Regions from separate parts of the Homo sapiens genome. Here all the other regions are linked to region 3. The links are chromatin loops, found by intact Hi-C in ENCODE. Cell type or tissue: heart right ventricle. All regions are shown on one strand. Each heading gives the region's core, and the rest is flanking DNA. Links, peaks and the distances in the headings are about the cores only. Region 1 overlaps PPP1R12B (protein phosphatase 1 regulatory subunit 12B). Region 2 overlaps SYT2 (synaptotagmin 2). Region 3 overlaps PPP1R12B (protein phosphatase 1 regulatory subunit 12B).

What was found. Hi-C counts contacts between places; a loop is a spot of excess contacts. Peaks named below come from ENCODE experiments on the same cell type or tissue, not always from the same donor. Only the 100,000 strongest peaks of a DNase experiment are listed, where the experiment ranks them.
Region 1: a loop joins it to region 3, with 2.4 times the contacts of the local background. A loop is called at or near these places in 48 of 110 quality-filtered maps.
Region 2: a loop joins it to region 3, with 2.3 times the contacts of the local background. A loop is called at or near these places in 57 of 110 quality-filtered maps.

What each region holds. Positions count from the first base shown.
Region 1 is chr1:202,560,697-202,568,654 of GRCh38, reverse strand. PPP1R12B (protein phosphatase 1 regulatory subunit 12B) reads right to left here. Exons shown (of 24, transcript NM_002481.4): 20 at 5,733-5,877; 21 at 4,108-4,212; 22 at 824-877. Among named protein-coding and RNA genes, the nearest start is that of SYT2, 150 kb to the left of the region's middle. RefSeq lists an enhancer at 311-983. In heart right ventricle, for the core only: no CTCF peak of the experiment used is centred there; no DNase peak of the experiment used is centred there; H3K27ac peaks cover 4,815 bases.
Region 2 is chr1:202,597,130-202,605,087 of GRCh38, reverse strand. It overlaps SYT2 (synaptotagmin 2), which reads left to right. Exons shown (of 9, transcript NM_177402.5): 3 at 467-633; 4 at 1,970-2,089; 5 at 2,543-2,710; 6 at 3,031-3,198; 7 at 4,614-4,731; 8 at 5,737-5,870. Among named protein-coding and RNA genes, the nearest start is that of SYT2, 110 kb to the left of the region's middle. In heart right ventricle, for the core only: CTCF peaks have their summits at 4,553 and 4,760 (motif pointing right); a DNase peak (open chromatin) is centred at 4,777; H3K27ac peaks cover 440 bases.
Region 3 is chr1:202,491,424-202,499,381 of GRCh38, reverse strand. It overlaps PPP1R12B (protein phosphatase 1 regulatory subunit 12B), which reads right to left. Exons shown (of 24, transcript NM_002481.4): 15 at 6,065-6,268; 16 at 3,900-4,089; 17 at 3,700-3,812; 18 at 2,560-2,601. Among named protein-coding and RNA genes, the nearest start is that of PPP1R12B, 150 kb to the right of the region's middle. In heart right ventricle, for the core only: no CTCF peak of the experiment used is centred there; no DNase peak of the experiment used is centred there; H3K27ac peaks cover 1,364 bases.

The DNA of each region.
Region 1 (7,958 bases), core at 925-5,924, 70 kb before region 3:
CCCCCTGTAGTTGCTTCTCTCCCGTTCCATTTCTCTTTCCCAGCAACTGACTCTTGGTTTAGCCTAAACCCAATGAGGAGTTTTTGATCAGATGGGATACCAAGGAAGTTTGGTTACAGGCCAAAGGAATAAAATGTAAAACTTAGCTGCTTTCCAAATTAAACAGACAACAACAGGACAGATGGGAACATATTATATCTCCAGGGCCAAATCAAAGCTAGGGTCCATCAATAAATCTAATTGAATTTTCCCAATCCAAGAATGTAAAATCCCAGAATAATATTCTGAGTACAGTTGGGAGGAGATCAGCAATTGAACCAGAAATCCTCCCCTCAGTCAAAATAAGTGAAAGACTGTGTTGGCTCATGTTTCAAGTCGTAAGACCTAAATGGCAGAGGGTCCCACTGAAAGCTTCCTTTCTGTTCAAGGTTATGAAAACGGTAAAGAGACCTTGGATGTGTGTGTGTGTGTGTGTGTGTGTGTGTATGCAATGATTTACAGTAAACCAAAATGTTATGGGTTGTGTGTGTATGCAGTTCTGCCCACAGTCAGAACAATGTACGAGATGACCTTCCAAGGACCCTTCCCACCCTAAGACTAAATATGTGGAAAGTACTGACCATCTGAGGAAATCAAAAGGACTAGCAATCAAATTACTGCCTAGAGTCAGACAAAAAGAATTTATCATCAAGCTGGGAATGGAATGTGGCAGAACTCCCTCCTTCTTAAGATGGACTTTTTCCATTGGCATGAATAACAAAGTGGGAGAGAGTCAGAAAGAAGAGATGAAATGGGGTGGAGGGGGAAACAGACATGCGCATACCCGTTTCTCCATCTCCAGCACTGATGATCGGTCAGAGGTCTTTTCTTGTTTCTGCTGGTGCAAATGGAAGGAAAACAGTTGTTATTTAAGTTGTCTAAGGGCCAGTAGAACGCCCAGTCTAGTTCAGCTTCACTACTAGACATCTAGAAATAAACAGTAAAACTTTGGACTTCCCCTATAGCAGGGATCCCCAGCAAACAGGTTCTGATAGATCTCTAAGCCTAACATTATCACCTCTCTGAAGTTTGCAGGATTCCCTCTGGGGAGGGGAAGGCAGTAGTAGTATTCCCTGAAATTACAAAGAAATTACTTACAACACACAATCTCTCTCTCTCTCTCTCTCTCCACAGGTCTTCAATGCTAATTACAATTTTACATCTCACCATTCTTCTCCTCTCTTCATTCTATGAGTAATATCACAACCCAGAGGAAATAACAAAAAAAAAAAAAAGGCTTTTCTTTAAAAGGCTGGCAACTCCTGAGCGAGAATGTCTAAGGCCAATGGCACTTGTCTAAATAATCCCCTTTCCCCTATTCTTTCTGTTTTGGGAATTGATACCATTTTTCTTTTAGAGCAGCAGTTTTCATATGTGGGTGGGCTTTAAGGGGTTCTTAGGAGTCCATTCATGGCATCTGCCCTGCTTTGAACAGAGGTAGTCCACTTTCATCTGTCTTATATATTGGGCTTCCAGATAAGGTAATTTTATTTGAATAAAAGATTTAGAATGTTTATTTTAGATCATCTTTGACTTAAATTTTGCAGAGGGGCTGAAAAGACTTAGCCTCACGGCAAAAAAAACAGAATAACCTCAGATAATGGCCCTTCCTTAAAAGGGGAATAAAAAACCCTTAAGTCCCTTTTGGCCTTAGGGTCATAGAACTCAGCAGAATTTCTTACATTCAGTAGACATTTAATAACTGCTGGGTGATTATTTTTATTTTGCTTAGTGTCATGCAGAGACAACATTTAAATAAATATAGAAATTATGCTGGTCTTCTTGCAGCAGTTTCTTTTTTTAAAAAAAAAATTAAGGAATGGCCAGAACTAACAATAAAACTCAGAATTCTGGCTCCTGTCCTGGGCTTTCACCTTCTGTTTGGAAGGGCATGGCTGTCTGCCTTTATGCTGCATCTACTATGAAGCAGAAGGAAGAGAAAAAAACGCAAAAATAGATCCTACAGCTTGTTAATATCCTCGTAAGTCTTTCTTTCCTAAGCCTGAGGAGCTGTAGAAGTTGTGATGATTTCATGATTTTCAAGGTTTATATACACAAAGAACTAGTTTTTTGTTTGTTCTGTTTTTAATGTTGACTCCCTTAGAGTTGGGGTGGATCTTTTATGTAAAAATATTGTGTATGTTCATGTGGTAACTGTCTCCATACAAATGTGTGAGGCTGAGAAGCCCTCCCTCCACTGTCCTGCCAAACAACTCCATTTTTGGTAAATGGCAGAGACTTGGTTTGTAGCAGCACCATTTCTTATGAATTTCAATAACTTGTATTTGGCAAAACTAAGTATATTTTGACACACCCAGCAAAGCAGTGGGCCAGAGAGTAAATGCTTTTCCCCAGCAACTGGAAAGGCTGATTTTATTTTCAGTGCCCTCTGTGCAAGTCAATGTCAGCAGCTTGTTAGACTGCTCACTGTTCTAAGGCATGGGCTGGTGGAAATGCTGAGAACCCCTAAAGGTCAAGACATATGCTGTCAGAAGCTTCCGCTGAGAAGAGTGGGGAGCAGGTGAAACTGCTCTTCCTGTGGTTCCTCACATGACTGCTCTTTAATTTTCTGTAAAACAATCCTAGTAATAACTGACAAGAACCAGCATAAGATCTGTATTTATAAACCACTGCCAATATGTGGCGCCATTCAGAATAAAAATTAGCCCCAGATTTCTTTTGAGGGTCTACTGTGAATGAGACTTTTTTTTTTTTTTGCCTGGCTCAATAATGTTGGAGTGAGATTTATTCAGTCCACCCCGCTGCCTTATGGCAGGGCTATAGCTATGTGTGTATTTTTCTCTTTTAGATTTAGAAACCTACTTTTCTTATTCCACAAAATCACTTTAAGCCTAGTTATTATCTATTTGTGTTGCAGTAAGTCTCAGAAATTTCCAGTAGAGCCATGTTGGGCTACTATAATCAGGAAAAAGGGGGTGGCTCTTCTAAACTGACAGGCAGTTCACATTTTACACCTGGGTAAGCCCTTCTCCAGAAAGTGAGTGTCCTGGCTGTCTTGCTGGAGTCCTACGCAGCTCTGTGGGGCTGTCTTCCAAGTGTTGGCACCCTCCTGCTCATGCAATTCCAGAGGGGTTAGAATAGGATGTTTAGAGGGTAATCAACACCCCTGCCCTCCAAACTCCATGTATTTGGTACTGTACAACCCTAGCATTTTAGTCTTTGCTTTTGGATAGCCAGTCATATTGCCAGAATGACTAGCCACCTCTGGTTTTCATTTCAAGCCTTCCTGCTAAAGAATCATTTTTACTTCAGTTCAGCTTTCGAAATTCTAAGTCCCCAGGCATTCTAGGAGGGAAATAACTCAATAGGTTTCCTGATAACTCAGCAATAACCAAAAGCAGTGCTTGCTTTAGCTTTCAGCTGCGGAGTTTGTTTCACTGGTGACAAGGTTATTACCTCCAGCATCCTCTAAAGCATCATCTAATTAAATCAAACCTGGCAGTGAGAGGAAATAGTTTATCAGTCTTTCTGCCACTAATATTCCTTATTTGTAGGCTGAAAAAGAGTGGTGGCTTGGGGAGATAACATATGCTACAGAATCTTTGCTTTGGGACTTAACCCTATGTTGTGGCACCACCTTTGCCCTTGATTTGTTATATGGCCTAAGCAAACCACTTACTTCTCTAGGCTTAATTTGTTATCTCTCTGCCCTAGGTTTAATAGGGTCTTGCTTATCTCTCTCCAAGAGGTGAAGTGTAGATAAACTGAACTGAAACATAATGAACAGGACAAGAGGAACTGTCTAGGACTAGCTTTGTAGTGCTGGTTTATGCTTTTCTACTAATAAATAAGTAGATGATGAGCCATAGTATTAATTATTAGCATTCAGACCATCAGGAATTGTTCACTGAATTATCAGTTTTCCTTTTTAAGTTAAACACTGATTGAAACCTAAAATAAATTAGAATCTAAGAAGCTTCTATCTCATTGCCCCGAGAAGGCCTGATCTTGACTCTATCTTACTTCCTGTCCCTTAGATCCCTAGTCTAGTTTGCTTCCTTACATCAACCCTTGGTTCTCATCTTTTTTCTTCTTCTTCCGTCTTACCTGGGCCACCTTCTCAAGCTTGGACTTTATATCTGCTAGCTCTAGCTGGGCTTCCTGAAGTTTTGTTTTCAGTTTTTGGTTTTCAGTCAGAGCACTCTCATAGAGCTAGAGGAGAGGGAAAAAAGAGGATCAGCGTTCGCGTTAGAACTCACACCATTTCATCACATGAGAATGCCCAGGGCTCTGTGCCCCAAGCCACCACTATATGGTAGAGAGAGAAAATGAAGGAAGGGTAGGGAGCAGAGTACATTCAGCCAACTGGTCTCTTGCTTTTTCAAAGTGATGAACAGAAAGAGAATGATGATGCTCCAACTTCAATAATGTTAATCTCTGGGGGAAAAACAGTCATTACTATGGGACATTTTCATTGCTTAAAAGAGCAATGAAAAAGACAATTTTTTTTTGGAACCAGTCTACTGTGTATATTGATTTTAGTCAAGTTCTGCTTAACAAAACATTAACAGAACAAGCACTCTTTATTCCCTTTGGAGACAGGGTCTTGCTCTGTTACCCAGGCTGGAGTGTAGTAGCATGATCACCCCTCACTGCAGCCTTGAACTCCCAGGCTCAAGCAATCCTCCTAACTTAGTAGCTGGGACTACAGGCATGAGCCACCATGCCCAGCTAATTTTTCAATTTTTTGTGGAGATGGGGGTCTCACTATATTGCCCAGGCTGGTCTGGAACTCCTGGGCTCAAGTGATCATCCTGCCTCACCCTCCCAACGTGCTGGGATTACAGGCATGAACCACCATGCCCATCCTAAATATTTTCTTTACAAAAATAGTTTTTCCTGGTATCGCAAACACCTGAAAGGGAAGGTTTTTAAGTCTACTCTTGGAGTTAGGTACTATTCTACAAGAAAAAAGGAAATAAACTGTAAAGTGATGATGATTTTCTTTTCTTTTTTTTTTTTTTTTTTACTAACACCAAGTAGTATTTAGTTGATATTCACAGGACCTTATTAGAAGCACATGTTTGTTAAAAATAACAGTCTACCAAATGATTCTCAGGGGCTCAGAGAGACAGCATTAGGTTTTTCACCCTTTTTATATTCTTAATTTCTTACTTTTCCCTACACTTCTAAATACCTGATTCTAACTATACACTTACTGCACTAAAAGCAACATATGGCTGGGCATGGTGGCTCACGTCTGTAATCCCAGCACTTTGGGAGGCTGAGGTGGGAAGATTGCTTGTGGCCAGGAATTCAAGACCAGCCTGGGCAATATAGTGAGATCCAATCTCCATAAAAAATAAAAAATGTAGCCGTGTGTGGTGGTGCATGGCTATAGTTCTAGCTATGTGGGAGGCTGTGGCAGGAGGACCCTATGAACCCAGGAGTTTGAGAGGGAAGTTACCTATGATTGCACCACTGCGCTTTAGCCTGGGTAACAATGAGACCTTGTCTCAAAAAACAAAACAAAACACCTCAATATCTGAAGGGGTCTTTATCTAGTTTTTTGGAGAGGTGAAGTAAACCCAGAAAACTGCAAGGAATTATTATTACTTAAGTGCCTTTTCTTCTGCTTATTCAGAGCTATGGTAATTTTTCTGGGTGTGGTGGAGGAAGGCTGAGAGGTTTACATGTCACCAAAGAACCGGAAAATTGAATAAAGACCCTACTTTTTTATAATCTCTGTTGCTGTCTTCTTCTACACGGCTGGTCAGGGTGGCTAGGCGGGCCTCCCGGGCCTCCCGACGGGCTCTTGCTGAAGCCCGGTCACCGTAAGAATCACTGGTTGTAGGATTACTACCTCCCGATTCCAACCTGTGGGAGATAATATTAAAGATAAAAATTGGTTTTGAGAACAAAGTAGTGGGGAGAAGGTAATGCTCAGGGGTAGTTTGCGCCTTTTCTAAGAAGTATTTCGGAGCCCTGGCCAGAAACAACTCATAACATTCTTTCCTTCAATCTCTCTGCCAGCGTTCCCAGACCTCAGGGCTAAACTGCACGAGCTTGGAGAGGGAGGCTGACCATCATTTGCCAAGAATGAAGCTTATTGAAAAATTAGTGGTTTGGACCTATGAGCTGACTTAAATCTTAAGAGCTTTTCATATTAGTTTAGGATTGAACAGCTTCCCTCAAAAGTGTGCTTTTAAAAGTAAAGATTTCTTGAATTTCAATGGCTCTTGGAAAAATGATTACAATGAACTGTCAATGAATCAGAAACATGTGGACTTAGAGATCTGAGCTGGAGGTTGAATAGGAATGAAATGGCCACTAGGGCATGCTACGTATGCCTTTTAGGTGCTCTACAGGTTTGCTGGAATCCCAAACATTTTAGGGATACCAACACAGTGCCCAAATAGCTAGTTTTCTACCATCTTATCCATATTCCACATCAAGACTGCTGTGCCTGTGATTAGAATTTTGACATATTTTAGCAACTGAGCTCTTAGAGTTGATAGTGGTTTTATTTCCAGTATTGGTAAGTTCATTAAGGGAAGGATCTCTCAGCTGATTACCTGTTTAAGTGTACAACTATCACCCTAAATCCTTAACGCTGGTTTATATTTTTCTCAGACTTTGCTCTTTCCAAATTAAAAGGCAGCACATATGAAACTGAAATCAGCCCTGCAGAGTGCTACATCCTGAACTGGGATGGTTTGAAGAGTCACAACTGTGAAAATTGCATCTGATGTATCTGTCCTGTGGTAGCTATTTGCCATAGCTGGGGGTGGGGAAGCTGAAATAAGTATTAGAAGAGATAGAGAAGCAATAAGGATGACACAGAGAAGGCAGAGGCAAAGTAATTAGCTCCTAATGACAATGGTGGCCTCTTTTCACTCACAGAGATGCTAAGTCCCACATTCTTCAAAACATTCTTTTTCTTCTTCTTTTGTTAATAGAAATCTCTTTATTGAGTTTCCTGATTATAAAAGCAATATATGGTTGTAGAAAAAGTTCATACTGAAGTATCTAAAGTAGAAAGTGAAAGGGTCACCCCATAATCCTGCCTAAGAAATAACTACTTTTAACTGTTTAGTTCATATCCTTGCAGAATGTCAAGCATATATGTTAAAATACATAGTTCTATAAATAAATTCAGATAACATACACTATTGTCTAACTCCTCCTCCTCTCTATACTTACCACTATGACCGTGGACATCTTGCCATCTAAGTAAAAATAGATTTGCCTCACTAAAAAAAAAAAAAAGACTGCAGTCTTCTCCATTACATGCCTGTAAGATAATTTAACTAATCTTCTATGATAGACACTTAAATTTTTCAAATTTTTTAGCTATTATAAACAATGCTAAAATGAGCAGACTTATCTATAAACCTTAGTGCCTTTGTCCAGTTACCTTCTTATGAAATATTTCTTATGACAGAAATATGTATCTGTCATTAATTTTAATATTTTAAAATCATTATGAACAATCAATATCTTTGGTTATTTTTCTTTTTTTTTGTTTCTGAATTGCCAATTCATAGCCTTTGTTCAGTAGGGTAATCATCTTTTTCTTATTGTAGTAGGGGAACCTCCTGTAGAGTAGGGCTTTTATTTTTTTTATTTTTATTTTTTTATTATTATACTTTAAGTTTTAGGGTACATGTGCACAATGTGCAGGTTAGTTACATATGTATACATGTGACATGCTGGTGCACTGCACCCACTAACTCGTCATCGGGCTTTTAAAACTAATATAGGCAGCAAATATTTTTTCCCACTTCACTTTCTGTCTCTGTTTATAGTGTCTTACTTAGAGATTTTAAATTTTATATAATTAAATTTGATGATTTTTATCTTTATGGTATTGTCAGAGACATTTGAACCACAGCAACTCCATCTTGAATAGGGGCTGGGTAAAATGAGGCTGAGACCTACTGGGCTGCATTCCCAGA
Region 2 (7,958 bases), core at 2,281-7,280, 100 kb before region 3:
AGCAGTCTAGGTCTAGCCTCAAGGAGCTTGGCCTGCCTATCTGGCTATGCATCAGCCCTCTCAAGACTTGGCACAAGGGGCAGAGGCCAAAGGACTGATAAGCATCATCCCATCCTCTCTAGAGTGAGCCAGTCCTCCATAGATCACACTAGTAAAACTCAATAGAGCTAAACTGATATTCTTCCATGCATCCACCTGGTTGCTACCTCTCAGCTAGCAGGCTATACCAACAAGGACAGTAGGCAAAAAAAAAAAAAAAAAAAAAAAAAGCAAGGCATGATTGAAAAGGCATGCAAAGTATATGCACCTTACATACAAATCACTCATGGGTGTGTGGCTTTTAAAATGTGGGGTGTGGGCATTGTGGGATGGCAGTCATATTCCTCACCCATTTTTCCCAATGCTACGGGGTCAGGGGCTGCAAGGCATGGCACTGCTGACCCTGGGATCTTCTCTGTGTGGGCAGTACCACCCTGGGCACTGATCGCCATTGCTGTGGTTGCTGGGCTCCTGCTTCTCACCTGCTGCTTCTGCATCTGCAAGAAATGCTGCTGCAAGAAGAAGAAGAACAAGAAGGAGAAGGGCAAAGGCATGAAGAATGCCATGAACATGAAGGACATGAAAGGGGGTCAGGTAGGGCACATTGGTTGTGAGGGGGACTGGAAGGGGCTCAGCCCAGGCTTTCCTGATGCTGAAAGGGGAAGCAAAGGCTCCTGGGCTTCCACAGCCAAACCTGCTCCCCTCCTTAAAACTTGGCTCTCTCAGTTACATCTCTAGTATAACACCGTCTACCTGGAGGCCCCTGGGAGGGGGGGGCCTTATTCCTGTGTTAGCATGAACTCATCCCTGGAAAGACAGTGAAGGAGAACAATATATTGACTCCCCAATGAGGCTACTGGGACAAAATGTTGGAAAGAGACAGCCCCACACCAGCAAGACACCATCAGTTAACCCTGTGTTTTCCAGCCAGAGAGACTGAAGGACAATATCTCATGGGAGGCATCTAACTGGGCATGGGGCGGGAATCAAATGAGGCGGAAGAGTGACCCTGAGGCACCAAGACAGAGCCAAGTGGAATCCATCATTAATCATATCATAATTTATTTTCCCCTGTCTTTTGGTGTTGGTCAGCCTAGAAAGCTCCTTTTCTTCTTTTAAGTTTGCAGAGGCCTCTGTGTGCTTCCATTTCCCCCATGTTTGTTTGGGGGTGACTAGGAGGAATCTCTTGCTCAAGGAATCCATATGGAGGATGGAGGGAAGGGCTTGATCTCAGAAGCCAGGGATCTAAATGGCCTTTGAGTGCATGTGTGTGTGTATATGTCCTTGCACATGCAGGTATGTGTATGTATGTGGGCCCAAAAGGAACCTGCAGTGTGTGTGAGTGTGAGAGTGTGTTGGGAGGGGTTCCAGGATGACTTGGGTGTAGCCCTTCCTGGTCTTGAGGAGTGGCTGTGGTGACTTCAGGGGCTGGTTTGAGCTGCAGGATTTTCTCTTACATCACTTTCTTCTTTCTCTCTCCACCTCTGTGGGCTCACTCTGCTCCTGTCTGCCTGGACCGTACTTCTGGTATGTCTTGCCCAGGATGCGTGGGGCCTGAGCTGGGGAAAGTGTTTGGGAGAGGGCTTACAAGGGAAGTAAATCCTACCCCCACACCAGCCCCTAGAAGCTATGGAGCAGTTGGCACAGGGCCTGGTCCCATAGCACAGTGTGTCTCAGAGGCAGGAGAGTGGTGCCCAAACCAGAGCCATGTCTCAAACACAGGGTTGGGGGTAGAGGAGCCACCTAGGGGTTCTGATGGGCCGTGAAGGAGGGTCCCATGGCAGGGCCACGTTCCCTCTTGTGTTCCCACCACACACAGCTCTGAGTCAGGGTCTACCACAGAGGGGCTGGTTTCCCGTCATCCTGTGCTAAGCCAGACTTCTCGGTCCTCCCCTTTTAACTTGTTCCCTCTCTCCCCCAGCTCCCACAGGATGACGACGACGCAGAGACAGGCCTGACTGAGGGGGAAGGTGAAGGGGAGGAGGAGAAAGAGCCAGAGAACCTGGGCAAACTGCAGTTTTCCCTGGACTATGATTTTCAGGCTAATCAGGTATGCAGGGCTGTGGGGGGGCAGAGTGGGGGAATGGGGAGAGGCCTGGGAGTTGGGTGGAAGGGGGATAGAAACAGCTCCCTCAGAGATGTGTGGGCACTACTCCTTTCCATAGAATGAGGCAGGCTGGAAACTGCAGGGCCTATAGCTCTGGACATTGATGCTGGCTTGGCCACTAGCCTGCTTTGGGGAAGGTTCCAAGTTGATTATGCTATTAACCTCCCCACCAACCTTGGGCAAGGCAATTTCCCTTTCTCAGGTTTCCTAAATGCCATTCCAAATTCCTTGGGATGGAAATGGAGACCAATCTTCCTCTCTAGCACCAGCCTCCCGCCATTTCCCTGCCCCAACTGCCTCCTCTGGGACGGAATTGGTGGGTGCTGGGTCTGGGGCCAGTTGTGGTATTGGAGCAGTCCTGAGACTCAGGCCCCTTCTCCCCATCTCTCTCCACAGCTTACTGTGGGCGTTCTGCAGGCTGCTGAACTGCCTGCCCTGGACATGGGAGGCACCTCAGACCCTTATGTCAAGGTCTTCCTCCTTCCTGACAAGAAGAAGAAATATGAGACCAAAGTCCATCGGAAGACACTGAACCCTGCCTTCAATGAAACCTTCACCTTCAAGGTGCTGAGGGCTGGAAGGGTGACTCCAGCTCCCTGCCTGATCCCAATTCTCTGCTGAGTTCTACAGACCTTTCCTTGGTCCTTAGCCATGGCTCAGCCTGGAACAATGGCAGCCTTGACTGCAGGGCTACCCCGGCCTCTATGGAGGATCGGGATCCCTCCCACCCCACCCTCACACTCTGCTCCCCAAAAGCCTTGGTCTTTGTCTGTCTCGGCACACTAACCTGGACCCTGTGGGCTGGAATGCAGGCCCCTGCCCATAGCACCCCTGGAGGTGCGTGAGTCGCTCTGGCCCCCTCTGATTCTGCTTGTGCCCTGCAGGTGCCATACCAGGAGCTTGGGGGCAAAACTCTGGTGATGGCCATCTATGACTTTGACCGCTTCTCCAAACATGACATCATTGGAGAGGTAAAGGTGCCTATGAACACAGTGGACCTCGGCCAGCCCATTGAGGAGTGGAGAGACCTGCAAGGCGGGGAAAAGGAGGAGGTAAGAGCAGAGATGAGGCCAGGTTGGGCAGAAAGACGAATGTACAGGTGGGCTTCCACCTCTTGGCATGATGGAAACAGGGTGGGCTTTGGAGGCAGACGACCTGTGTTAGGATCCCAGCTCCACACTGCCTGGCTGTGTGACCCTGGGCAAGTTGCTTACACTCTCTGGACTCGGGTTCCCTCCTTTAGTCTTTTTTTACAGATGAGGATTCATTACCTGCATAAAGCGCCTAGCGCAGCGACTGGTATTTGGTAGGTACTCAAATAAATAAAAACACCATTATTATTGTTACTCCTAAGCTTCTGCTATTACCTAAGGCCAGTGATTCACGCCTCTGTGCCTCAGTTCACCCACAAGAAAAGCTCATGTTTGTTCTAAAGGATACTCAGCAAAGGGACTTGTCCTCCCAGAACTGCTACAGCATCCATTCACTCACTAAATATTTGCTGAGCAATTGCTGTGTACCTAAAACTCCATTTTAGCCATTCTTCCTTCTGGGCATCAATCATTTGTCTTGGCCAGGGCCCTGCTACCTGGCACACTCTAGGCAGTGATGGAGGGCTGAGTAGAGAAGCTTAAGACATCCTTTTTTCCCTTTTGTCCCCTGTGCCTGGGAGGAAGGCCAGCACACCTGAACCAGGACCTGTGTGATGTCGTCAGTCTTGCCCTGGGTGGCTTTGACTTTGAGCAGCTTTGACTCTGCAGTGTGGTGTTGGCCTTAGGAATTAGGAGCCCTGGGTCCTCAGCCTGCCTACAGTGCTAAATTGTTGTGTGACTTTGAGCAAACCATGGCCTCTGGGAACCTCAGTTTCTCATTGGTTACAAAGAATTCTTGTCTTGTTTACATCAAAGAGTTGCAGTGATAGTAACAAAAGGGATGCAAATTGCTCCGAAAACCACAAATCATACTACAAGTGGAATGGTCCACAAGGAGAGATCTTGGTGGGTGGGACTGTTAAGGGAAAGAAGGCTTCTGAGACATTCAGTCCCCCAGGGCCCTTGGTGGTGGACACGTGGCTAACCCACCCGCTTCTCGCACACCTTCCCACCTTACCAGGGCCTGGGGTGGGAGCCCAAACATACTCCCAACCTCCCAGATCCCAGATCCACCCAGGGATCCCTCCCTCAGTCCTGCCACCGCAGCTGTCCTCTACCCCCCTCATCTGTCAGCATCCTCAGCCCACGGCTCCTGAGGTCCCAACCTGTCACTTTCAGGGACTTTGTTGCACTGCATCAGGGGGACCCAAGGTCAGATGCTGGAAGACCTTCTCGGCCATCACATATATGGGGACTGGTGATGAGGGAGGCAGGGACACATCACTGCCTTGCTAATTTTGGCAAGAAAGAGGTCAGCCATGAGAGAGGCACTAGGATGGGTGAGATGACCCAAGTCCTGCTCTTCCCCTGGACAGCCGGAGAAGCTGGGCGACATCTGCACCTCCCTGCGCTATGTGCCCACGGCCGGGAAGCTCACTGTCTGCATCCTGGAGGCTAAGAACCTCAAGAAGATGGACGTGGGCGGCCTTTCAGGTACGTGGAGAGCTTCTGGCTGCCATTGGGTGGCACCAGCGAGCCAGTCAGCACCAAGTCCCAGAGTTTGCACACTCCAGTGAAGAGGAACACTTTGCTGCCCTGGGACTGAGATGTCTCCTCGAGGAGCGGGGGAGCCTTAGCTTCCCAGGCCCTCCTTTTCTCCAAGGGCCCCTTGTCCCCATCAGAGCTGCCTTCCCAGCGCTCTCTGGCCATGCACTGTGGGCTACAGAGAAAAGGATCAGAGAAATTTCATCCCCAGATAAGTTTGTGACTTAGGATTTTACTTCTCCCAGGGAAATGAGCAGGGCTTAGCCCAAAGCATGACACCACAATCGAGACATGTTTCCAGAAGAGGCTGTAGGCTCTGCTGGCTCTGCCCTGGAAAGGGGAGGGTGAGGCAAGGGAGTGGAAGATGCTCTGAATATCACATTTACCTGGCAGTGAATGGGGCTGGCCCATGGCACAGGGCTCTAGTGGATGAAGCCTGCTGCCTCAGCTGCCTTCCCAGAGAATCAGCCCTGGGCATGGGCTCCAACCAGCGCGTTTCAGTGCCAGCCTGGCTCTGTCACTGACCCGCTGTGTGACCTCGGGCAGGTCATTTCCGTTCTTTGGCCTCAGTTTCTTGTCTGCAAGATTAGGGGGATCGGATTGGGATTATGACCCAGCAGATGTGTGTCCTGACTTCAGCACTCCCCACCCACTCCCCAGTACAGGATCACAGATGAATCCCCAGACTCTTTCTCACAAGGCCTTACTTAGACTCAGAAATGCCCTCCACCCAATGCTTCAGGAAGCCACAACCAACTGGTCACAGTTGGTCCTGGAGGTGAAGCCTTTTGCCACCTTTGAACTGGATGGCATGACTTGGGGCTTTCTGAGGGCCTGGTCTCAGCGGAGTGAAGACCCCCTCTTGACCGATGCTCTGGGCAGGCCTTGGTACATTCGGCAGGAAGGCTGGGGGCTAAGGGGAACCTCTCTGGGGTTGGGATTCTCCCTCCGCAGACCCGTACGTGAAGATCCACCTGATGCAGAATGGCAAGAGGCTCAAGAAGAAGAAGACAACCGTGAAGAAGAAGACCCTGAACCCATACTTCAACGAGTCCTTCAGCTTTGAGATCCCCTTCGAGCAGATTCAGGTGCTGGAGCCCTGGGTTCCTAGGCATGGAGCAGGGTTTGGGGAGGCAAACATGTATGGGGAGGTTGAAGAGAGGGAACTCACCTAGAGACCATGGAACAGCCTTTCTTGGTAGGGGAAGGCTCGAGGTCTAATGGTGCCTGGGTGGGGCCTCCTTCCCAAGTGCTTCAGGGATCCCCCTTTTCTGAGGAGATAAACATGAACTAATTCAAAAAATTCTGCAAATCATTCGTTTAGGACTTGAAGGACCATGGTCATGCACACAGATGTATGGGGGTATAGCAAAGGTGCCAGAGGGGTTGGGAGCTGGCTGAGAGGGTGGGAGTGGCCGCTGCCACCTCCATCCTCTCCAGCCACATCCTGTCTTGGCCATCCCTGCCCCACTTCCACTGCTCTCTAGGTCTTTCCCATCTACTCCTCTGATCTGCTTCCTCTCCTCTCTCCCTCCACCCTTCCAGCCTTCTCTATTTTTCCTTCCTTCTCACCAGCAAGTTCTGTAAATGTTGGAGATGAGGTCTGGTTTTCACCATTTCCAGGTATGAGTGGGATCTGGACGTGGTAGGACAAGAGACCCACCCACCCACCCATTTGGGCGGGAAGTCAGGCGCAGCTGGGGGCTTGCAGAGTGGTCGGTTATCATGGAGTCTTGGTCTCTCCTTCTTTGTAGTGAGCTGATCCCACCCCCTCTCCTCCCCGCAGGAGGGCTGGGGGCAAGGGTACAAGAGAATCTTCAGAGTTGGTTCTGTCATCTATGGAGATGTGTATGATGTTATTGATGGAATACTTCAAGGGAACACTGGGCAGCTCAGTGATAATGTTAATCCAAGAGAAGTCCTCATTACAGAGAATTTTAGATCTAGAGCATCCTGACCCAGGCATCTCAAATTCAACATGCCTAAAACCAATGTAATGTTCTTCTTCCTACCTCTTCCCAGCCAAGCCTGTTTCATCTGAATTCTGTTTTCAATGAATGACCCCACAGTCCATCATTTACCCAGTGGCCCAAGTCAGAAACCTGGGCGTCACCTTAGACTGACTATTTCCTTTTTCCTTTCTCATTTATCCAACATACTTTACTGAGCATTTCCTAAGTGGTAGGCTAGGGGATGAGGAAATAAGTGTGTAATCCACACACTCCTTGCTCTCAAGGACCTCACAGTGGGAGGGCACCAGTAAACAGTCTAGTAAAGCACAGTGAGACGACAGCTTCAATGTCCATGAAGCGGAGGACTGTAGTGAGGCTTCCCAGAGAGAGCTTGGTCCTGAAGGACAAATCTGAGTTGGCTGGAGTCACAGGGGAAAAAGGCATCGAGCATTCAGCAAATCCAGCTGATCATCAAGTCCTCTTGATTCTCTTCCTAAATACCTCTCCAACCTGGTTTTGACTTCCCATCCCCACTGTCCCTGCCTTGGTACAGGTATTCGGGATCCATCCTCCCAGACCCTCCAGCATCCTCCAATGGGTCTCTTCCCTGCCATTAGGCCCACTCCTCCTCCAGTAAATCTTCCAACTCAATGCCAGGGCTCTCTCTCTCAAATGTCCACGACACTCCTTTTCTTAAAGTCGTCAGGAGTCCCCTACTGCTTGCCTGAAAGACAAAATGCAGACTCCTTGGCTGACCCCAACCTACTCTACCAGCCTCATTTCCTGCCTCACTGCTTCTCACCCTATACCTCAATGACTGAACATCTAATGTTTCTCAGATGCCAAATGCACTCTCAGGTCTCTATGCCTCTACCCAAGCAAATCTGTTTTCCTGGAATCCTCTTCCTTCTTTTCTCCTCCTAGAGAAATTCTCAGACTTCATGTCCCAGTCACCTCTTCTGTGAAGCCTTTTCTGATTGGCCCCAGGACTGTCACCTCCTCTAAGTTTCCACAGTACCTTGTGCCCATCTCTCTAGCATAACCTTTATCAATTCATGTTGTAAGTTTTCAGTTACATGTCTGCTGATCTCATTGAGGAAGTGAAATTCATCTTTTCACTTTTCCTTCCCTCTTCTCCCCCTCCAAGTGCTTAACAGGGTCTAGAGCACAGTACATCCTCAATAAATGCCCAGTGGTAGAAACAAAGGCTGCCAAAGGCGTGGC
Region 3 (7,958 bases), core at 1,409-6,408:
TTGGGACACTGAGGTAGTAGGATCACTTGAGCCTGGGAGGTTGAGGCCGCAGTGAGCCATGACTACATCACTGCACTCCAACCTGGGCGAAAGAGCAAGACCCTGTCTCAAAAAAAAAATTAAATATTACTGCTGGTTGATTTCTATCTTTTCCATTCAATTCTCTGTCCTGAGAGGCAACCACTCTTCTGATTTCTATCACCATAGATTAGTATCACTTATTCTTGAGCGTTAATGATGAAACGTTTTAAGGTGATGGAAAAGTTCTATATCTTGATTTGGGTAGTGGTTATACTGGTACATACAAGTGTCAAAACCCAGCAAACAGTATATTTAAAATCTGTGCATTAATTGTAAATTATATTTCAGTTAAAAAAAAGCCAAGATATTAGAGTCTTGGGAAGAGATAACTTTAAAAATAATAGATATTATAATTCTCAAGGAGTGGACTAGGTAAGAGAAGGAAGCCAGCATGACCTCAATAGCAGATATAGTTTTATTGAACTAAAAACCAAGAAAGGAAAGAGCTGCCCTGGGCTTCTCAACTGTATCCATGCTGATTAGCTAACAGCACCATTTCAATGGAATGCCCTCCGCTTTAACTGGCTCATTTGTTGTTGCAGAGCTGAGTCAACTGTACTGCCTGAAGGATGAAAATGGAGCTGGGGTAGAGAGGTGGTCATAAGATACTACTGATTGTCTTGAAATAGAAATGTAGGAATTTACACTAGGCCATGACCAGGCATGTGGCTCTGTAGGCCCATATAGATAATGGCATCATGCCTGCTAGCATTAGGAGAGAGTGCTCAAGGGAGAAAAACAGTTAAGAATTTAACTGAAAGAAATGAAACAAGCAAATATAAGACTTTTACAAAAAGGATGCCTCACCCTATGCTGATTCATTATCGGCCTTTCTTCCTGCACTATTAGCGAGGCTGGAGATTGGCACTTGGAATATATTTCTTATAGCAACCTTAGCTTATCTGCATAAATTCAAATGTACCAGTCCACAGATAATGGGCTGTTTATTCTTTTTGATTCACATTGTTGTTTTCCTGACACATGGTAAACACTAGTAGATGCCTTATGCAATTGGATGTGTGGAGTATTTTTTAGTCTGACAAATGCCTTTCACATCAAACTGCAACAGTCTCTGCTTTTCTTCATACTTTCAAGTCAACAGTCCTAAAGTAAAATTCCCTAGGAAGTACTGCATCAAGATCATCTTAATTTTCCTTACTTGGTACCCTCTAGGCTAGGATTTTCCAGTGCCAAGAAGTTTAGAAAAGTAGAGAATAGAATTTTCACTGGCAAAAGACATTCTTATGACAACAAAGCCTTCCCTTTTGCAATTCCCTGGATTTAAATGGCCTATGTAATTCTGTATGGATAATGTTCCATTTCAGTACTCTATAATCTATAACTCAGATCCTCTGAGTTATATTTCCTGAGTTATATATGCTTTGAGTTATAATTCCCCAAAGGAACTTTCCTATATTCACTCTTCCTATCTCCAAAAGCCTTTCCAAGCCCCTTGAAGAAACTAAGAGTTGCTATAATTCATACACATACACACAGGCACACACTCGTGCCCCAAGGAACCTCTATATACTATTTCCACACCACATAGCTTGCCTTTATGAAGTAGCCCCAGCTTCAACCAAGGGCAGGCAATTCTCACCTATGTCACCGTTAGTCATTAAAGGCACTACTTTCTAGAAGGCTACTATTGTCTGTTTTGGATCTAGACAAAAATATAGGCAGATCAATGACAATATATTATTTATATCTTCTCTGCTAAAGATGAGTTAGATGTTAATTTTCAGTACAGGTTATTAAATATACTCTGAAAACATACTTCCAATAAGTTGTAGGATACAAAAGGTCATCTTTTTACATAATTTCAATAGAAAAGCACATGTATTTCAATTAATTTAGTCAGAACCAAATTCCTTCCTTCTTGGAAAACAGTACTAAAAAGAAAACCACCACCAATCATGTCTGAGTGGCTTACAGGAGCCTGGAGTATCTTCAGAAAAGCTGAACTTAGGCCTTTCACTGCAGGGAAGAGTTGGATGTCAGGCCTTAAAAGGGCAGAGTTATGTAAGATGCCAGATGTTTAATCTTATCTCAAAGTCAAATATAAATGACTTGGGGACTGTCTGATGTTTTACATTCTCCACATTTATGTCCCTCTCTATTAGTGCGGATCCAAAAAGGAACTGGTATCACTCTTCACTTTTCATTCAAAGATTTCAAAGTACTTCATATAATCCAATAACATACAAGAGAGAAAATGATGGATCCTATAACAGTGTGAAAGACTGGCAGTAGGCACAGAAAAATGTAGGAAACTGCTTCAAGAGCACAGGCACTGTTACACCACATGAGAAAATAGTACCACAAACTAACACCTGCCCCATCTCTTAGAGGAATGTCTATCTCCAAACTCCTTCTCAACTAAAATCTGCATTAAGTCTTGCCCTTTCTTCTACTAAAATTACATACAAGAGCAAGACTGTGCTCTCAAGAGACATGCTTCACTGGCTTGTCACTTACCCACGTTTCTTTGACCTCTTCAGAGCCATCAGTTTCATCCTCCTAAAAAAGAAAAGGGAAGAAAATCAAGAGGCTCATTGTCACAGACATCCTTGAAAGCAACAAGGTCAGATCCCATCAATTATGCATCTTGGCATTTCAAACATGGGCAATGAGAATTGACTTCCAAGTGATGCTCTGTTACTGCTACTTTTCACAGCCATCACAGGCAGGCAACTTAGAAATGTCACCTGTAGTCTAAAAAGTCAAATCAACCACAGTTGGAAAAGGGATATCTTTAAGACAGACAGACAAGACAGACAGACTTAATTTCATCTTTGTCAATACTTATCAGTCAATTTAGCCCTAAAACAATGAAATATTTTTATCTAAAAAATAATTTATAATGAATGACTACTACTGTCTCATTTCTTGTCTCACTGAATAAAGTGTGTCCAATTTTCAAAGGAGTCATTGGTAGGCAGGGTCGTCTTGTCCAAGTTATTGGCCACTTGTTCTTTAAAATGCCAATAACAAGGTTGAATGAGAAGGCTACAGAACAAGATATGGAAGAGGATGAATGGAACTACTGATTGTGTATTTGTAGTTAGTAAACATTGGCATATCTGTCTTTATTTTAAAGCCAAAGTTCATCTATTTTATGTTATTTGTTCCACTTTTTCTCTAAAACAGTAAAACTAAGTGAACTTGTATTACTTAGAGGTTTTAAGTTCCTTGAACTTCCTGTAGTACTCCTACAATATTTAGTTAGAATCTCTGCTCATATGTGGCATTAAGATATTGTTGACTCACTACATGACATTCAGGGAATATTAGGAAGGACTACTAAAACTCGACAAGCTTATTCACTTGTTATATTTGTTTATATGGCTGTTGTATATTTCCAGTTTTTTAATTCTTTGCCAATTATTTACTGAGTGCCTACCATGTGCTTAGCACTGTACTAGATACTGGGAATCTAGCAGGAACATACCAAATGAGTCCCACACTAGTTAGGTCTTTCTTCTCTTTTCCTCAGTAATACTTCCTGAGAAACTGCAAGATTCATGGCACCATGCGGGACTCTTTCTTTTAAACTCAACTGAAAGAATGGTGACCAAGAGTAATATGATATGCCTCAGCACAGACCAATCCACTTACATCCTTTGTCCAGAAATTGATGCCTGTGCCTCTTCGTCGTTCCTTGGGCCGCCTCCTCTCTCGGATGGACAGCCTCTTAGAGGACTGCTCATCCAAATCTGCTTCTTCATTCTCTGGCCAGAGATAAAATAAAGTATGAACTTTAAGAATCTGGGGATGTGCACTGTGGAGGGGCCTGTGTCTTTTGAAGTTCTACATACCATTTTTGTCCATTTCCTTTGCAGTTGTAGTGTTTGTGGTAGTCTCTGAACTCTCAGAATCAGGGACTGAAAATCTATTTGTCCATAGCAGGTGGGAACTGGTGTAGAGTGAGGGTCTTGACGTAGAAGGAGATGCTGGCGTGGTGGGTTTGTCTGGCTGAGCTGGGCACCTCAGGCGATGACAGATAGGCTGGAAATAATCCACAATATGAGATATTAGAAATCAAGTCCATCTAAAGAGTAAGGACAGCAGGTTTATACAAAATGTTTTTTTCTATATTAAGGGGCTTATGAGTAGATGATGATCAATATTGAGTACCTGGTAATAGGCACTCAATAAATGAACTAAGCTAAAGTTAGTTAATTAGACAAAAAAAAAAAAAACACAGCTGCTAGACTCCTACTCTGAGAATCCCATCATGTTGAGAGCAGTTCAAGCAAATTATTCATCAATTAACCAAAGGGTACTAGATAGCATTAACCATGTAAAAAAAATTCCTTTGATCTTGGAATGAAAATAAGAATGATGGCCTTTTTAAGATGGAGGGCTGAAAGGCAAGGTTTATGTAGGGAAACAAAAAGATCAGGAGCATGAAGAAGCAGAATGTAGGGATTACCTGAGAACAGAGAATAAATGTGAGTATCCTACCGAGTTCTGAATACTCTACCACCTTGCCATAACCAGGCTTACTGAAACTTTCTAAAGTTCCCATTTTCCTTTTTGTAGTTTTGTTTTGTTGTTGTTGTTTTCTTTTCTTTTCTTTTCTTTTTTTTTTTGAGACGGAGTCTTGCTCTGTTGCCCAGGCTGGAGTGCAGTGCTGCGATCTTGGCTCACTGCAACCTCTGCCTCCTGGGTTCAAGCAATTCTGGTCTATTGTGGTCTTTTTTTTTTTTTTTTTTAAACCTGAGAATTAGGACAGATAGAGCCTAACAATAAGCCTTAACTTGGTTTATGGAAGACTCAGAGATAGATAAATCCTTACTACACATTAAATTTATGACATAGAGATTGTACACATTTTTGTGATTTATAAAGACATATACAATAAAATGTAGTAAATTTGGAGTCAGAAAGATCTTTGTTCAAATTCTAGCTTCAGCATTACTAGCTGTGACCTTGAATAAGTTACTTAGCTTCTCTGGGCCATAAATTCCTCATCTATAAAACAGAGATAACACCTTCTTCAGAGAGGATTATGAGGATTAAATTAAGAAAATGTGTGTTAGGTGCTTAGAAGAATACCTGGTAATAGGTACTCAATAAATAGTAGCTTATAAAACAAAATACAAAATAGAACTTCAGTTTATAGAATCTAGCCATTCAGAGTCAAAGCAAGAAGGAGATACCTTTCTTCTATAACCACAGTGACCATAACATTTATCAGTCCAAACTGGGACACTTTTGAGAGTGCAAAGGAGGGGTAATGATAATTACACAAAGACAACAGTTGTAATTGGAACCATCTTAGGTAAACCAGGAGTTATGTTCACCCTAAATATAAACTTATACCTTTTACTACCAACTCCACTAGAGAAATGAAACATAAATCAAAACGTCCCTCCCAACAGTGACACTCAAGAGTGCTTTGTAAGCCCCTTAGGTTTATAAGAGTTTGAAAAACAATACACTAGTAGTTAAGAGAGCAAGCTGTGGAGTCAGACTGCCTATGTTCAAACTCTGGCTTAACCACTTCTTGGCTATGTGAAATGGGCAAATTCCTTAACCTCTGTGATTCAATTTCCTCATATATAAAATAGAAATAGTAATATTTACCTCAGAGAGTTGTTATGAGGATTAAATGCATTAATACACAAGAAGTACTTAAAATAGTGCCTGGCATAAAGTAAGCATGTATTGAGTAAAGTAAACACTCAATATATGCTTATATTTTTATTTGCATTTTGTTATACTATGACCTCTCCTTTTAGACTAGAAGGACATTTATTCAAAAGCATCAGTGAACTCTCAGAAGAAAAAAATGGTCATTTAAGGACCAACATCCTCTAAATTTTTGTCACACAGGTTTGCAAACTAAAGACAGCCATACTGAGTGAGTTGTCCATTGCAAGGTAGAACACAGCCTTTGAACTACCAGTGAAGAAGATACTCCCCAAACTAATTACCCTGCTTTTAGCACAGTACATGCCAGCAAAAATGAGCTCACCTCTTCATCCAGACTCCTGCCCCAGGGCTGCTGGCCCTCCCCAGCTTCTGTTGCTGGAACTGCTGAGGGCTCATGCTTCTCAGGGCTCCCCTCAAGCCCTTCAGTGTCTGTGGGCTTCTCACGAGGCTGCTCCTGAGCTTGCCTCTCTGCCCTCGACCGGCTGAATGTCCTTTCTGCTTCTTGAAGGTCTGTTAGGGTGACACCCTGGGAAAATATCACAAGATCAGGGCTGTTTCACACTAACCATGGAATAACTCTTGATTGATCAGGAATATTCCCAAAAAGACCTAATAGTTATCAAATCCCAAAATGAAGCCCCTCAAAATGCATAATGAGGCCACTTCAAGCAATATATGCTTAAAATAAGCATCTCAGTGTACAAAGAACCCGGGCCTGAGTCTAGGTACATTTTAAATGTAATACTTTAGTTTTTCTAGTTTGATCTCCAGAAAATAGGTCAACACTGATGTCTGCCTGTTATAGATGTACTTTTTCCATACCAAATAGTTCTCAGTATCTTTATTTGAAAGGTCCCTACCCTCCCAAGATCAAATGGTTACCAACAGAGATTTCCTAAACAGCAGATACTGGGGAAAAATATTCACTTAAAAAAAGAAAAACCTGGCTCAACAAGATGAAAATTCAGAGCTAGGCTACAATAACAACAACATAACCTCTTAAAACTCCTAGACTAGCTTTTCTCTAATATCAATTCCCAAGTAACTCTAGGAATCATATAGGGATATTCCAACAATTAATGTTCCCCCCACAGTGTCACAGGGGCAGCAAGAGAGAAGACAGGCAAATGATGACAAAACTACAGGAGAAGGGAGAAAAGGAGTTTAGAAAGAGCATGAGCTGATTCCAACTCAAGTAGTTATGTGCATGAGTCCTCAGAAGAAGGAAGTTCCAAAGCTGGAAGGTAGTTAGTTGATCAGGCACTGTATCCACAACTTGCTTCCCCTCCCCACCCCCAGCTTTTTTACTATTAATTCATTTACTTACTCATTCTGTTAATAAAGAATTAGGTGTCTTTAGGCACTAGAACTACAAAGACAAATCCAATGGTTACTGTCAAGAACCTTTTAGTCTAGCAGAAAAGATGTAAGAAGACAGACGAGTATAATGAGAGAATGTAAGTATTAAAACAGAAACACAAGAGTATATAGGATGAATACCGAACACTGGGTTTTAAAGAGTAAAAAGAACTTGGGTAGGGGGAGGGAGAAAAGGCATTATAGATAGAGGGATCTTGTACAAAGATACAGAAACAAGAGAGGCCACGGATGATTTAGGAATCTGTAGGTAACTTAGCAAAGATGAAGCACACAACAAAAAAAGGAAAGTTGGAGGACAGAGAGAGAATGAGGATAGGTGATTTTAGGAAAGCAGGCAGAGGCTAGGTCATAACAGATTTTGTAAGCTATGCTAAGAAGCTTAGATTTTACTTTCTTTGGGAGTCGGTGGTCCCTTTGAGAATCTCATGAAGACTACTGAGAATCTAATAAAATCTCCTCAAAAATTATGTACACATTTCAACGAGTTCAAAGATCTATTCAAGTTTTGACATGGACCTTCACTCCCTCTCTACTGAATCTTTCCCTCTAAGACGTTTCTATGTTCCTGTCTCTCCCACCTTCAATTCTATGCCCCTCTCCAGCAACTTCCCTATCTTTTCCCATTCCTTCATAAACAAACTTGAAATCATTCCAGAGCAATTTATCTTTCCCTATCATTTATTTCCCACTCATTTTTTTATTCAATAAATATATATTGATTTATTTACTGTATGATGGTGGAAAAGATGAGCTAAAGTATAGCCTGTCTTCTTTTTCACACCCATTAGGGTGGCTATTACCAAAAAAAACAGGCTGGGCATGGTGGCTCACACCTG